3 separate regions of the Homo sapiens genome follow, and all the other regions are linked to region 3. A link is a contact called in ENCODE Hi-C or POLR2A ChIA-PET data. All regions are on one chromosome and are shown on one strand. Each heading gives the region's core, a stretch centred on a gene start or an enhancer-like site at or near the end of the contact. The rest is flanking DNA. Distances are from core to core; before and after follow the strand shown.

The links. A loop is a pair of places that touch in the nucleus more often than their neighbours do. ChIA-PET counts read pairs that join two places held with the same protein, here RNA polymerase II (POLR2A). Pooled maps may share reads with other maps.
Region 1: a map of chondrocyte shows a loop between it and region 3 (3-fold over the local background). The contact joins two enhancer-like sites. A Hi-C loop is called at or near these places in 5 of 168 maps with a recorded cell type or tissue (IMR-90, aorta, ascending aorta and 2 more) and 6 of 50 pooled maps.
Region 2: a loop to region 3 is called in a map of A673, with 2.6 times the contacts of the local background. The contact joins the promoter of LINC00173 here to the enhancer-like site in region 3. A Hi-C loop is called at or near these places in 5 of 168 maps with a recorded cell type or tissue (A673, PC-3, ascending aorta and 2 more), 10 of 37 single-sample maps with no recorded cell type and 13 of 50 pooled maps. POLR2A ChIA-PET finds 5 or more read pairs at or near these places in 7 of 52 experiments (GM10248, HEK293, Panc1 and 4 more).

The regions. Positions count from the first base shown.
Region 1 is chr12:116,433,519-116,438,437 of GRCh38, reverse strand. No RefSeq gene overlaps it. Among named protein-coding and RNA genes, the nearest start is that of MIR4472-2, 7.7 kb to the right of the region's middle. Within about 2 kb of position 3,602, at least 23 of the 41 ENCODE cell types and tissues checked have a DNase peak (open chromatin) inside an H3K27ac peak, as active enhancers do; they include mammary epithelial cell, where a contact is called at or near this core.
Region 2 is chr12:116,531,086-116,535,614 of GRCh38, reverse strand. LINC00173 (long intergenic non-protein coding RNA 173) reads right to left here and starts at 2,180. Exons shown (of 3, transcript NR_027346.1): 1 at 1,999-2,180. RefSeq lists an enhancer at 271-805 and silencers at 2,214-2,263, 2,168-2,369.
Region 3 is chr12:116,142,057-116,146,472 of GRCh38, reverse strand. All of the region lies in intron 2 of MED13L (mediator complex subunit 13L), which reads left to right. Among named protein-coding and RNA genes, the nearest start is that of MIR620, 4.4 kb to the left of the region's middle. RefSeq lists a cis regulatory region at 3,987 and an enhancer at 3,915-4,059. Within about 2 kb of position 2,917, at least 6 of the 41 ENCODE cell types and tissues checked have a DNase peak (open chromatin) inside an H3K27ac peak, as active enhancers do; they include A673, PC-3, endothelial cell of umbilical vein and 1 more, where a contact is called at or near this core.

The DNA of each region.
Region 1 (4,919 bases), core at 2,353-4,852, 290 kb before region 3:
CAAAATAATAAGTGTTGGTGAGGGTGTGAAGAATCAGAACCCTTGTACATTCCTTCCATGCTGCATTCCCACGTGTTACACATGTTACACTGGTGGGGGAATGTCACATGGTGCAGTTGCCTTCAGAAACAGTTTGGGAGTTCCTGAAAATGCTAAACATACAGTTGCCCTAAGACCCAGCAATCCCACTCCCAGATATCCCAGATATACACCCGAGAGTCAAAAACATATGTCCATATAGAAACGTGTACACATAGCAAGTGTAATGTACATAGTATTATTCATAAAAACCAAAAGGTGGACGTGACCTAAATGGCCATCGTTGAATGGGAAGATGAGCAAATCGTGGCATAGCCATGCAACGGAATATGATTTGGCAGTAAAGGAATGAAGTATTGACACACGCCATGCCATGGATGAATCTAGCAACATCATGCTGAAGAAGTGAAGGAAGCCAGAAACCAAAGGTTGCAAATTGTATAATTCCATTTCTATGAAGTGTCCAGCATAGGTAAATCCATAGAGACGGAAAGCACATGAGTGAGTGGTTGCCAGGGTCGACAGGGAGAGGGGCAGGGAGGGGAGAGAATAGGAGCAGAACGAGTGAATGAAAGATAGCGGGTTTAGGGTTTCCTTCTGCAGTGACAGAAATATTTTGGAACTTGATAGAGGTGGTGGTTGCAGAATCCTGGGAATGTAGTAAATGCCACTGTGTTGTACCTTTCTGTCTTTTTTTCTTCCCCTTCCTTCCTTCCTTCCTTCTTTCTTGACAGAGTCTTGCTCTGTTGCCCAGGCTGGAGTGCAGTGGCACAATCTCAGCTCACTGCAACCTCTACCTTCTGGGTTCAAGTGACTCTCCTGCCTCAGCCTCCTGAGTAGTTGGGACTATAGACGTGCGTCACCACACCTGGCTAATTTTTGCATTTTTAGTAGAGACGGGGTTTCACTATGTTGGCTAGACTGGTCTCAAACTCCTGACCTCAGGTGATCTGCCCACCTTGGTTTCCCAAAGTGCTGGGATTACAGGCGTGAGCCACCGCACCTGGCCAACAACGGTCTATTTTGCTATTGCATTTTGCTTCAGTTTTTTAAAAAATCAGTTATTATGAATGGAGGACGCGTCAGGGAGGCAGGAAAGAGGAATGATGTCCAACTCCACCCCCAGAAATACCCAAACCCACTTTTTGCCTGGTCCTGAACCCCTTTCTCCTAATGTGTGTCCAGCTCAGAGTCAGACACATAGTAGGTGCTCAACAAGTGTTGGTTTCTCCCCCTCCCCCACACTGCCAGCTCCTGGTATAAAGGGGGAAAAAATCTCATAACCAATGTAACTGCCGCACTTGAACCTTTGGACTGAATCACATCTGCCACTTAGGGAGGGTCGTGTTTGCCTTGTGCTCGGACTGCAGCCTGCACTTTGGGCTCAGTGTTATCTGCGGGCCCTGCCAGCTTGCGAAAACCCTGCCCAGCACCAGCCCACGCAGGCAGAATTACACGTTATGCTGGGTCTCCCTGCATTTTCTGAGCTGGCATCTTAATGAACTATTGATTAGGGTCTTTCGGGCCTGGCTAGGATTCCCCTTTTGCAGAGAGCTGCAAGTTCCCCTGGTTGCACCAATCGTCCTGGAAAGGCCTGGTTCCATGGCCGCTGGCCAGAGTCTGCACCTTCGGGAAAGTTTTGTTCTCAGGCAGTTCCCGAGGCTCCCTGGGCTAGAAGCTATTCTTGGGGTGTTTAGGGGGCTGTGGGGGCAGGAACAACAGCTGTGGCTCTGCTCACCTCTGTCGCTCCCAACCAGAATGTGAGCACCTGCTGCAGGCCGGGCATGGGCTAGGGGTGGATGTAGAGCTAGATGAGTTAGCTGAATCTTACATCCCAAGGAGTTCAGAGTTGAGAGAGGAGGAGGGAGAAGCAGGCAATTGCTCCTGTAAGATACACAGCAGGGACAGCTGCACAATTTGTGCAGCCCGGGGCGAAATGAAAATGCAGAGTCCCTTGTGCAAAAATTATTACGAAGTTCAAGTTGGTGACAGCAGAGCTTCGAGAGAGCATTACCCTTCTAAGCGCCAGCCCCTGTGTGGGCACTGATCTCATGCCTGTGAAACTCGCCCTGCATTAGTAGCAGCTAACATGAATTGAGCACTTACTGTATGCCTGTGGCTGTAGAGCTCAGGGGTTGGGAACACTGACTCTGGACCCAGACTCCTGAGTCAGATTCCACCTCTGCCTCTTATTAAATTACCCAGTCTCTCTGTGCCTCAGTTTCCTCATCTGTAAAATGGGAGCAATACTAATAAAGAGTGTAGACCCGTGTCTGGCCTGCAATGTCTGCTACAGAAGCATTCACTGTTAGTGAATTTACATGTATGGACTCAGCTGATCCCCACAGGAGTCTAAGAGGTTGATGCTATTTATTATTATTATTATTATTATTATTATTATTATTATTAAGACAGAGTCTCACTCTGTTGCCCAGGCTGGAGTGCAGTAGTGCAATCTTGGCTCACTGCAACCTCTGCTTCCCGGGTTCTAAGCGATTGTCCTGCCTCAGGCTCCCAAGTAACTGGGATTACCGGTGCGTGCCACCACACCTGGCTAATTTTGTATTTATAGTAGAGATGGGGTTTCACCATGTTGGCCAGGCTAGTCTCGAACCCCTGATCTCAGGTGATCCATCTGCCTCAGCCTCCCAAAGTGCTGGGATTATGGGCGTGAGCCACTGCATCTGGCCAGTGGATGCTATTATTATACCTGTTACCAGGTAGGGAAACCAGGCATATGTTACATTGGGTAATTTAACCTTAGTCATTCAGAGGTGAGGCGTGGATTTGAACCTAAATCCTCCCACAGCTGGGAGGGCCCTCGTGCTACCCCTGGCTCCGAGTCAGTGTTCACTAAATGCAGATGGAATTGCAGAATTGGTTTTGTTTTAGGCCGGGCACAGTGGCTCACGCCTGTAATCCCAGCACTTTGGGAGGCCGAGGCGGGCGGATCAGGAGGTCAGGAGATCGAGACCATCCTGGCTAACATAGTGAAACCCTGTCTCTCCTAAAACTACAAAAAAATTAGCTGGGCGTGTTGGCAGGCACCTGTAGTCCCAGCTACTCGGGAGGCTGAGGCAGGAGAATGGCGTGAACCCGGGAGGTGGAGTTTGCAGTGAGCCAAGATCGCGCTACTGCACTCCAGTGTGGGTGACAGAGCGATACTCCGTCTCAAAAAAAAAACCAAAAAAAAAAAAAAAACAGAATTGGTTTTGTTTCTTTTTACAAATCTACTTTATGCCGGGCACTTTCCTATCGCTTCATTCGCGATAGGAATGTTTATTTTTTTCCATTTTACACATGTGTGTTTTTTTTTTCCATTTTACACATGGGGGTATTTGTTTTTGTGTGTTTGTTTTTTTCCATTTTACACATGGGGGTATTAAGCTCCGCCCTAGGAGAAGCCTTTAGACCAATGCTGCCCAGCCTGGAAGTGGTGAATCGGAGACTGCCCTCCTGACTCGCTTGGATTCCAAACCCCTGGCTCTTTCCAGCCCAGCCCACGCCCCTCCGGAAGCTCTGCCCAGAAACGTGCATGGTTGGCATTGCTGAGCTTGCGAGTCCTGCATGGCCCAAATCCCATGAAAGCTGCCTGCACTGCATTAGAAGTGCAGCAAGGATGGAAGTGAGAGGTAAAATGTACATTTCAGCACAAAAGCTTGGAGAGACTTCATGATGCCCCTAGGGCCGTAGGGATCCTCTCCTCTCTCCCTGCCCCAGGCAGACAAAATAGCTAAACCACCCAGGAAGTGTCCTGACAGAAGATCTGCTCACCCATCATCTCTGTTATCCTGTGCTCTGTGGCCTCTGAACAGGAACCCCCAAAATTCAGATGAGCAAGGAAGGCAAAGGTGTCACTGAGGGCTTGGCAAAGTGCTTGCAGGGATGTCCCGAGAAGGCTTTTTCCTGACAGCCTCCTCAGAAGAATATGTGTGGATTCTTATTGCGAAACCCCCAAAGCTCAGCCCCGCCTTCAGAGACTCCGGGAATGAGCTGTGGGTGGAGGGGTGAGTTTAGCGGTGGCAGCTGATCCTTTCCAGATGCCGGGCTCCAGGCCTTGCGGGCAGCCAGGCTGGTCAGTGGCTCCTTGTCACATGCGTGCCACCAGAGGCAGAGGGACAGGGGAAAGGGGCAAGAGTCTGCTCTGAGCCAGGGACTTCCAGGAAGAGCCTGAATAGTCCTGCCCCAGGCGGCTGGTTCTTTCCTCTTAGTGAGCAGCCATGCACACATGATGATTTGCTTTCCTTTTTTTTTTTAATTAACTTCTTACTTTATGCATTTATTTATTTATTTTTCAGACAGGGTCTTGCTCTGTCGCCCAGGCTGGCACCCAGTGGTGTGATCTCTGCTCACCGCAGCCTTGAATTCCTGAGCTCAAGTCATCCTCCTACCTCAGCCTCCCAAGTAGCTGGGACTATAGGCGCACGCCACCGCAGCCAGATAATTTTTTTTACTTTTTAGTAGAGATGGGGGTCTCGCTATGTTTCCCAGGCTAGTCACAAACCCCTGGCCTTAAGCGATCCTCCCATTTTGGCCTCCCAAAGCACTGGGATTACAAGTGTAAGCCGCTGTGCCCAACCCAATTTACTTTTTATTGAAATATAATTTCAGACTTAGGAAAAAGTTGCAAGAACAATACAAAGAATTCCCATGTACCTGTCACCCAGATTTCCCAAATGTTACCACATTACCACTTTGCTGTATCCTTCCCCCACCCCCCACCCCTGTCTCTGTAGATACAGCTATAAAGAGGAGAAAAATGCTTGTTTTCTCAGACATCACACCTCTGTGAAATACTTCACTCTGAATTTCCTAAAAACAAGCAACATTGTCTTACAAAACCACAATACAATGATCAAACGTAGGGAATGAACACTGAC
Region 2 (4,529 bases), core at 931-3,430, 390 kb before region 3:
CCAACCAGAACTCCTGAAAACAGGATGCCACTCAGCAGTGACAGCCTCACTTTCCCATTTACTGGGCTTTTTTTTTTTTTTTTTTTTTTTTTTAACATCTCTGGACACCTTGGATCCTGCCAGCAAGCCTCGGGAGGCAGTTTAGGAGTTATTTTCTTTACTTCTCAGGGGAGGAATCCGAGGCTTGGAGAGGAGGAGGGATTGACCGGCCTGGGGTCACACAGCTAGAAAGGCCAAGATTGCTATGCCGTTTTTTTTTTTTTTTTTTTTTTTTTACAAAGAAAGAACAGCGGAGCAAGGTGGCCATTTTATTTTCTCAAAGCCACACTACCTGCTGCTACACAGGACATAAAAGTGCAAAATTCCACCAGGAAGGGAAACAAAACAGTCTTGAGACAGCCATGTCTCAGAGGTGAAGATTGGAGGAGATTTTAATATAGGGTGTGAATTCCAATTCACATCTCTTCCAACGGGACCTCTTTCCGAAGTCCCGGGAACTAACATTCATCAACACCTCTGACATCCCAGAGGATCGCAACATTCCTGCCAAGGGTTATTACTCCCATTTCCCAGATGAAGAGATTGAGTCCCTGCAGCACGCAATTAGACAGTAGCAGAACCAGAATTTGAACTCTGATCCACCCCGATTCTGGGACCTGTGGAGCTCCAGGTACCGAGAGCTGGCTCTCGCCTGGGGCCTTGGAGTCTGGGTAGCTGGATGCTGGGAGAGGCTGCGGAGGTAAGGGCCCAGGGGCTGAGGTTGCAGCGGCTGCCCGGGAATGCGGCCCTTGCACGCCCACTTTTTAACACAGTGCCATCCCTGACAGACACCCTTGTCCTTTTCCTGTGCTGCCCTTCGTAACACCATAAATAAAGCCTTAGAGTAACGTGACCTGAGCCAGGCAGTAAATGATGGCACTGTCAGTTGTACACGACTGTTGAAACAAACACAGACTGTAATCATCGTGCTGTACGGGGAGAAAGACATTTGGCAAATGAGATTCCATTTTCACATTGGTTTGTGCTGAGCATATAAATTTCCTGCGGGCCGGCCAGCATTGGGGATGTGTAATTGATTGCCTGCATTATAATAAACAAGCTGTGACAGGTGATCATTCATCATATTCCGCTGAACGTTCCAGCACACCAGAAAACGGAGGAAGAGAGGGAACGCGCGAGCAAGGGGAGAGGAGAGGAGGAACCTGGGGGAGGGGAGGGGGTCGGAAAGACCGAGTATTCCCGACAGACAGAAAAACCAGGGGAGGGGCGGGGGAGGGAATCCGCTGAGCGGGCGGGGGAAAGTGAAAGCAATTACTATAATTCTTTTGATTATCTAATTTGTTCTTTCTGGCCTTCGTTATATGACCCTCCCCCCCTCCCCCCACTCCAACATAGAAGGTCCCCCACGGGGACTTGGGAAGGCACAGAGAACGCTCCCTCCACGATCGAGGGAAGGAAGGGGGGAGGCAGGTGGGGGAGGGGCCGCGTCTAGTTGTAACCGGAGTAGATACATTCGGGAAAACCTGGGGGGAGAAGGAGGAGGAGGAGGGGAGGAGCGTGTGCAGGACTTAGCTTTGCTCTTGCACTGAGATGCCTCCAGTCGGATGGATAGGAACCAGCCTCTTTAAATACATTTTTTTAAAGGGTGTCTGAAAAACAAGTGAAAAGTTCCTTTTATTGGAGAAAAAGGACAGCATCCAAGTTGGCATCAGATGTGGTTCCACAAGCCTGTCATATGGTGCTCTCATTCCTCCCCCTCGCTCCCTCCGCCCCGCCCCAGCTCCCACCTCCCCACCCCCACTGCAGCCCCAGCCTCTCTGTCTCTCTCTCTGTGCCCTTGGCCCGGGGCTGGGGGTCGAACAGCAACTGCTGGGAAGCACCCTCCTCTCCAGGAGCTCCCACCTAGACAGACAGAAGGCGGAGGTACACTGGCATATGAAGGACAGAAAGACAAATGCAGAGCTCTCGAGCCAGCACACGCATTAAATAAGTACTTACATTATGCAAAAGCCAAGGGCCTCAACAAGGGGGTGAATGAAGAAGGGGGACAAGGAGGGCTGCGTCCCAGACTAGTTTCCCCAGCTCTCACCCTGCCAATTTCCAGCCCCCGCCTCCCTATCCCGCAAGCGTCCTCCCATTCCCTCCCTGGTACCAAGCGCTTAGAGCAGGTGGGAGCCTCGGACCCAGAAGGCTGGGAGCTGAGGAGGCGTGGCTTGCGCTAACATCGGGGGCGGGGCCTGGCTGGGGCTTAGTCGGGGCGGGGCCCACGCCGGAGGGGGCGGGGCGAGCACAGAAGAAAGAGCGTTAGGGGCTCCTTTGCCACTCGTTGCACGCTGCTTCCCAGAGTCTTCTGCTATTTCATCGTAGCCTTAACAACTGGAATCTGTCGCCTTCGAGATGTTCCTAAAGTCACTGCTTTGGGAGAATCTGTTCAAGGGACCTGCTTTCCAAAAGCAATGACATCAGCCCAGCAACGTGATCTGTGTTGTCCTTGAAGGATTAACAACTCATTTGGGTCTCCCAAGAGCCCTAGGAGGTAGCCAGGGCAGGTGCTGTTGTCCCCGTCTCACAACGACCTATGAAGTGCATGTTGGGGCCTTGATTTTACAGGGGAAGGAACACAGGCACAAAGAAACGAAGTTACTCTCTCGGGATCTGGCAATGAAAAAGTCAAAATTTGAAGCCAGGGGTCTTCTGACCTGTTCTTCAGCATCCCTATGAGAACATATACTTTCTCCCTCCAACACTCTCCTCCCATCCATAAGTGCATACAGGTGCTGAATAGGAGGGGCAGAGTTGAGTCTATATTGAATGATTGTGCATCCAGATCCTCACTAAGCCCTCTTGGTTTTGCCTGACACACGTGGCTCACTGTGTGCCCCCTGGTCCAGGCCACCTGCATCTTCCTCCTGGACCACTGTCCCCGCCTCATCACTGGCCTTCCTCTTAATGCTGTTCTCACTCCCATCCACTACCCACCAGCAGCCATGATGATCAATGATGGTCACCATCCATACCCTGTATCAACTGTCTCTCTAGCGCCATCTTTTTTTTTTTTTTTTTTTTTTTTTTAAAGACATGGTCTCCCTCTGTTGCCCAGGCTGGAGTGCAGCAGTGTGATCGTAGCTCACTGCAGCCTTGAATTCCTGGACACAAGCAATCCTCCTGCCTCAGCTTCTTGAGTAGCTGGGACCACAGGTGCTTGCCCCCATGCCCAGCTAATTTTTATTTTTATTTCTGTAGAGATCAAATCTCATCATGTTGCCCAGACTAGTCTTGAACTCCTGGCCTCAAGCTTCCCCAGTTGCTGGGGATTACAGGTGTGAGCTGCCACACCTCTTGCCTTAGCTTCCCCAGTTGCTGGGATTACAGGTGTGAGCTGCCACCATCTTTTTTTTTTTTTTATTTGTTTGTTTTGTTTTGTTTTTTGGAGGCAGAGTCTCATTCTGTCATCCAGGATGGAGTGCAGTGGCATGATCTTGGCTCACTGTAACCTCTGTCTCCCAGGTTCAAGTGATTCTCCTGCCTCAGCCTCCCGAGTAGCTGGGATTACAGGTGCCTGCCACCACGCCTGGCTAATTTTTGTATTTTTAGTAGAGACAGGGTTTCACCATGTTGGCCAAGCTGGTCTTGAACTCCTGACCTCAGGTGATCCACCCACCTTGGCCTCCCAGACTGCTGGGATTACAGGGGTGAGCCACCATGCCTGGCCAGGTCCAGAAGTTTTCCATCACCCCAAACAGAATCTCGGTACCCATTAGCAGTCACTTCCCATTCTTCCCTCCCGTTGGCCCCTGGCAGCTGCCAATCTGCTCTCTGTCTCTATGGATTGCCTGTTCTGGATATTTCATGTAAGTGGAATCCTACGATATATAATCTTTGTGTCTGCTTCTCCCACTCAGCATCATGTGTTCAAGGCTCATCCATGCTGTAGCGCATGCCAGTGCTTCCTTTCTTCTTATGGCTCAGTGCTGTTCCATTGCCTGGATGGACCACATTTTGTTGATCCATTCACTGGCTAGGGGTCATTTGGGTTGTTTCCACCTTTTGGCTATTGTGAATAGTGCTCTATGAACAATTGTGGGTAAGTTTTCATTTGAATATTTGCATTTATTTATTTGTTTATTTATCTATCTATCTATTTATGTTTTGGAGACAGAGTCTCCCTCTGTTCCCCAGGCTGGAATTCAGTGGCGCAATCTCGGCTCACTGCAACCTCTGCCTCCCGGGTTCAAGCGATTCTCCTGCCTCAGCCCCCCGAGTAGCTGGGATTACAGGAGTGCGCCATCACGCCTGGCTAATTTTTGTATTTTCGGTAGAGAAGGGGTTTTGTCACGTTGGCCAGGCTGGTCTCGAACTCCTGACCTCAGTCAGGACCTCAACTCCTGATTCCCCTGCCTTGGCCTCCCAAAGTGCTGGGATTACAGGTGTGAGCCACCGCGCCTGGCCTGAACCTTTGTTTTCAATTGTTTGGGGTACATACTTAGGAATGGAACTGCTAGGTTCTGCAGTAACTCTGTGTTTAGCTT
Region 3 (4,416 bases), core at 1,668-4,167:
AGGATAACTGATGAGCTTTAAAAAAAAAAAAGGAAAAAACAAAAAACAAACTCAGCTGGGTGCGGTGGCTCACGCCTGTAATCCCAGCACTTTGGGAGGCTGAGGCTGGCAGATCACAAGGTCAGGAGATCGAGACCATCTTGGCCAACATGGTGAAAGCCCATCTCTACTAAAACATAAAAATTAGCTGGGCATGGTGGCACACACCTGTAGTCCCAGCTACTTGGGAGGCTGAGGCAGGAGAATCGCTTGAACCCAGGAGGTGGAGGTTGCAGTGAACCGAGATTGCGCCACTGCATTCCAGCCTGGTGACAGAGCGAGACTCCATCTCAAAAAAACCAACAAAAACAAAAAAATCTCAAAATAGCTCATAATGTTTTAAGAAAGTTTACAAATTTGTGTTGGGCTGCAGTCAAAGCCGTTCTGGGCCTCATGCGGCCCGCGGGCTGTGGGTTCAACAAGCTTGATTTAAAGTCTGTTTGCTAGTGAATTTTAAAAACTTTTTGGGGTCACAAATAGAAAAGAATTTGGTTTATTTGGTTTATTTATTGCAGAGAACCTGGAACATACGATTAAAGCATGCCTCTATGTGTGGGGATTTTTTTTTAAACTTCATGAGGCTTAGACTAAAAATGTGCTTGAGGCCAGGCACAGTGGCTGTCACCTAGATTTAGTTCCAGCGCTTGGGGAGACCAAGGCAGGAGAATTGCTTGAGGCCAGGAGTTCAAGACCAGCCAAGGCTACTTAGCAAGACTCTACAAAAATTTAAAATAAATAAATAAATAAATAAATAAATAAATAAATAAATAAATAGAGTTGAGTGTGGTGCATGTGCCTGTAGTCCTAGCTCCTTGGAGGCTGAGGTGGGAGGATCACTTGCACCCAGGAGTTTGAGGCTGTAGTGAGCTATGATCGCACCACTGCACTCCAGCCTGAATGACAGAGTGAGACCTTGTCTCAAAGAGAAAAGAAAAAAAAGCGCTTGAAGCAACTGCTGAGGAACTGTATGCCATTTATTTTAACAACTGTATAGAAGCAGGAAAGCCTAGAATTTTAGTACTGGAAGGTACTTTTTAGATGAGCTAGGCCAAGCATCCGCCTCCCCTGGGCTCGGTTCCAGAATACCTGTTCTAGGTTGCTTTTCAGCCTGTGATGAGGAAATCTTTGTATGCACACCATGGAGTCCTTTTCTTAAGGATATGTAGTGATGTGCATAGAGATTGAGTATCAGGATTCCTTGTTAAGGATTTCCATCTGCCATTTAGGATTATTATTGGTTTGGTTGACATTGGCATTGCCTTATCAAACAATAGATGGTAGGTGGAAGTTTCGCTACCCTGTTTGGTATGAGGCAGATATTAATTTGTTGTTCTGAAGAAGGTGATGTTGGATAAGCCAGTTTTATTTAAATGGCCATATGAAGAAAATAGGATCATAATGTGAAGTCAGTGTACTGACAACAGAGTATGTGCGTATTTTGTGAGATGCACAGATACACGTAATTACCTTATAAGTGGTATGGGATGAATTAAGTGGAGCAACCATGGGACAGAAACAGTACAAGTGATGCAGTGAAGTGCAACTTGAAGCGGTGTTGTAGCATAAATTTTGATTATTAGATAGCAGATAAGTTAAATTCCTTAGATACGGTAATGTACAGCAGCCAGAGAGAGGTTATTTCATGTTGCTAATTGCATATCAGATTCAGTGCCCAGATGACTTACCTTTTGGGAAAACAAAACCCACTCACTTTTATGGAACATATTCTCTGCCAGAGACACTATTTTAAGCACCTTTACGTGTTATCTCAGTTAATCTTTAAAAATGTTTGCATAAAGTAGTTGGAGTTTCAGAAAATGTACTCTGAATTCATAGTAAAAACTACAGTAGGTCAGCTATTAGTTGTATTAGCCACATTGATTAACCACAAACATGCAGAACTTATATTGAGCATGCTTTGAGCCAAGATTTTATGTTTTGGGGTAAGCTTTTTCTTTAGGGAATTTTTTTGTGAGGAAATAGATTTGGGACAAAGATTCTCAGACCAAACTCAGTTTTGGAATCACCCAGAATTTCAGAAATGGGATCTCAGTTCACTATCAGGGTCGAACTGTTGGGAGCTGGGCCCTTTGGGACAGTGAAGGACAAGAGATGGGGGAAATTTGAGGAGTAGTTGGGCACCACCCTTACTTCTCATCCAAAATTAGGATGTGGACTTTATCGGTGATGGCTGAGTTTCATTTAGTAATGAGGAAAGGTTTTTGTGAAACATTCTTTTAAATGGAATCACATGAGTTAATGGTGTGAGTATTTCAGGGCTGTGAGTTAAGCTGTTGGGGCAGTGAAATAGCAGGAATTTCTCAGCTCAGTCAGAATCCTTTCTTGTGTGCTGTGTATGGAACACAGGGGCAAAGGAAAGGCCAAGCAAAGAGAAACTGCCTGTGTGCCTGTTCTGTGGCTCTGGGTAATCACCTGGCTTCTATTAAGTTCTGTAGTATTGGTGAAATAATTGGGGATTTAAAGGAGGTGAACCAGTGTGTGGTCTCTTTTAGCCAATCCATAACCTTTAAGGTACAAGTTGCTGTGATTTTCTTCTTGGAAATAGTTTTTGTATATTCATTTTTCATGGTTTAGGATCTGTAACTTTAATATCCTGTCTATGAATATGAACAACCTAGTGAGGTCCATCCTTCTCTAGAGATATAAGTAATCTCAATTATTCTTCCTTTCTTGCTTTGCGCTGCAGTTTGTTTTCATAGTGACATGTAGCAAGTAGGATCATTGTTTATATCGGTTAGGCCACAAAAGTCATTTAATGAAAAATTTGATGGAAACATTTTAGAAGGGAGTCCCAGAGAATAACGGAAATGAGTCAGCTCTGAGAGGAAGTATAAATTAATGTGATATCAGCTGCTGTGGACAAGCCGGGAACCTAGCTAATGTACTTAATGTTGTTCCTGTAGCACAACAACTTTCTGGATTCCAAATCGTTGACTTACAATTGAAACTTCAGGACACACCCATTATGAATTGGGATCTAAGTAGACTTTCAAGAAGCAGGAGCATGCTAAATTTCTGTGGCTCTGGTAATCATTCATTCATTCTTTCTTTTTCTCACTTTCCCTCTTTTTTTTTTTTTTTTGAGACAAGGTGTTGCTGTGTCCCCTGGGCTCAAATGATTCACCCCTGCCCTGCCTCGGCCTCCCTGAGTGCTGGGATTACAGGCCTGAGCCACTGTGCCTGGCAGGTGTACTATATTTTGAAAATTTCTTGAGGTCCTTTAGTATCTGTATTTCTTGCCCAAATGTTTATTCTACAGTATGTAAACAGTAAAGAAAATAAACCAAATCTGGGCATTTCATCATCAGTGGTTAGCTACTGATGTAGTTCAGAATTAAGCAGTCAACATCGATTATAGAGTCATTTGGCCGAGAGCAAACCTGTAATTCTTTCTGAAGCCAGCAGACCCTGAGCCCACGAAACTTGTCAGTAGATAAGATAAAACAAAAGTCAGTTTTGAGTTCACCTGTTTGATTTGAATATAAGCAAGAGCTTGGTTGCTTGGAGTTCTAATAATTAACTACACTGTAAGAATAGTTTTAAATTTTAAACGTATAATTCCATCATATTATAATGGTCAATTTAATAAATTTGACTTAACATTGCTTTTAAATTGTGTGTAATGTAAAAGTGTCACTTTATTTTTATGCACACATACATCAATTGTGCATACTTGAACTTAGTAGTAAATAAAGTGAACTTTTTTTTTTACTTTTATTTTTTGGAGACTGGGCCTCACTCTTGTCGTCCAGGCTGGAGTGCTGTGGCGCAATATCGGCCTGCTGCAACCTCTGCCACCCCGGTTCAAGCGATTCTCCTGCCTCAGCCTCCTGAGTAGCTGGGATTACAGGTGTGCACCACTATGCCTGGCTAATTTTTGTATTTTTAGTAGAGATGGGGTTTCACTATGTTGGCCAGGCTGGTCTCGAACTCCTGCCCTCAGGTGAGCCACCTGCTTCGGCCTCCCAGAATGCTAGGATTACAGGTGTGAGCCACTGAGTCTGGCTTTTAATGTCTTTTGTCTTGGATAGGGAACAGCTATAGGACTATTGCTATATGCTTACTTGATAAGAGAAATTAGTTGTTCACAAGTATTTGAGTGCTACTATTTACCAGGCACTGTTTGAAGCTTTGAGAATAAAGTAGTGAAGAAAACAGACTAAAATCTTGGTTCCTGTGGATTTTTAGCTCTGGTAGAGAAGATAGTAAAGAAGTAAACACATAAAATATACCAGATGCTGATTAGTGACATGGAGAAAAATGAAGCAGTGAAGGAGGATGGTTGCTATTTTAAGTAGGGTAGTCAGAGAAAGTCTGATTGGGTGGCATATGAGGTGAGACCTAAAAGAGGTGTGG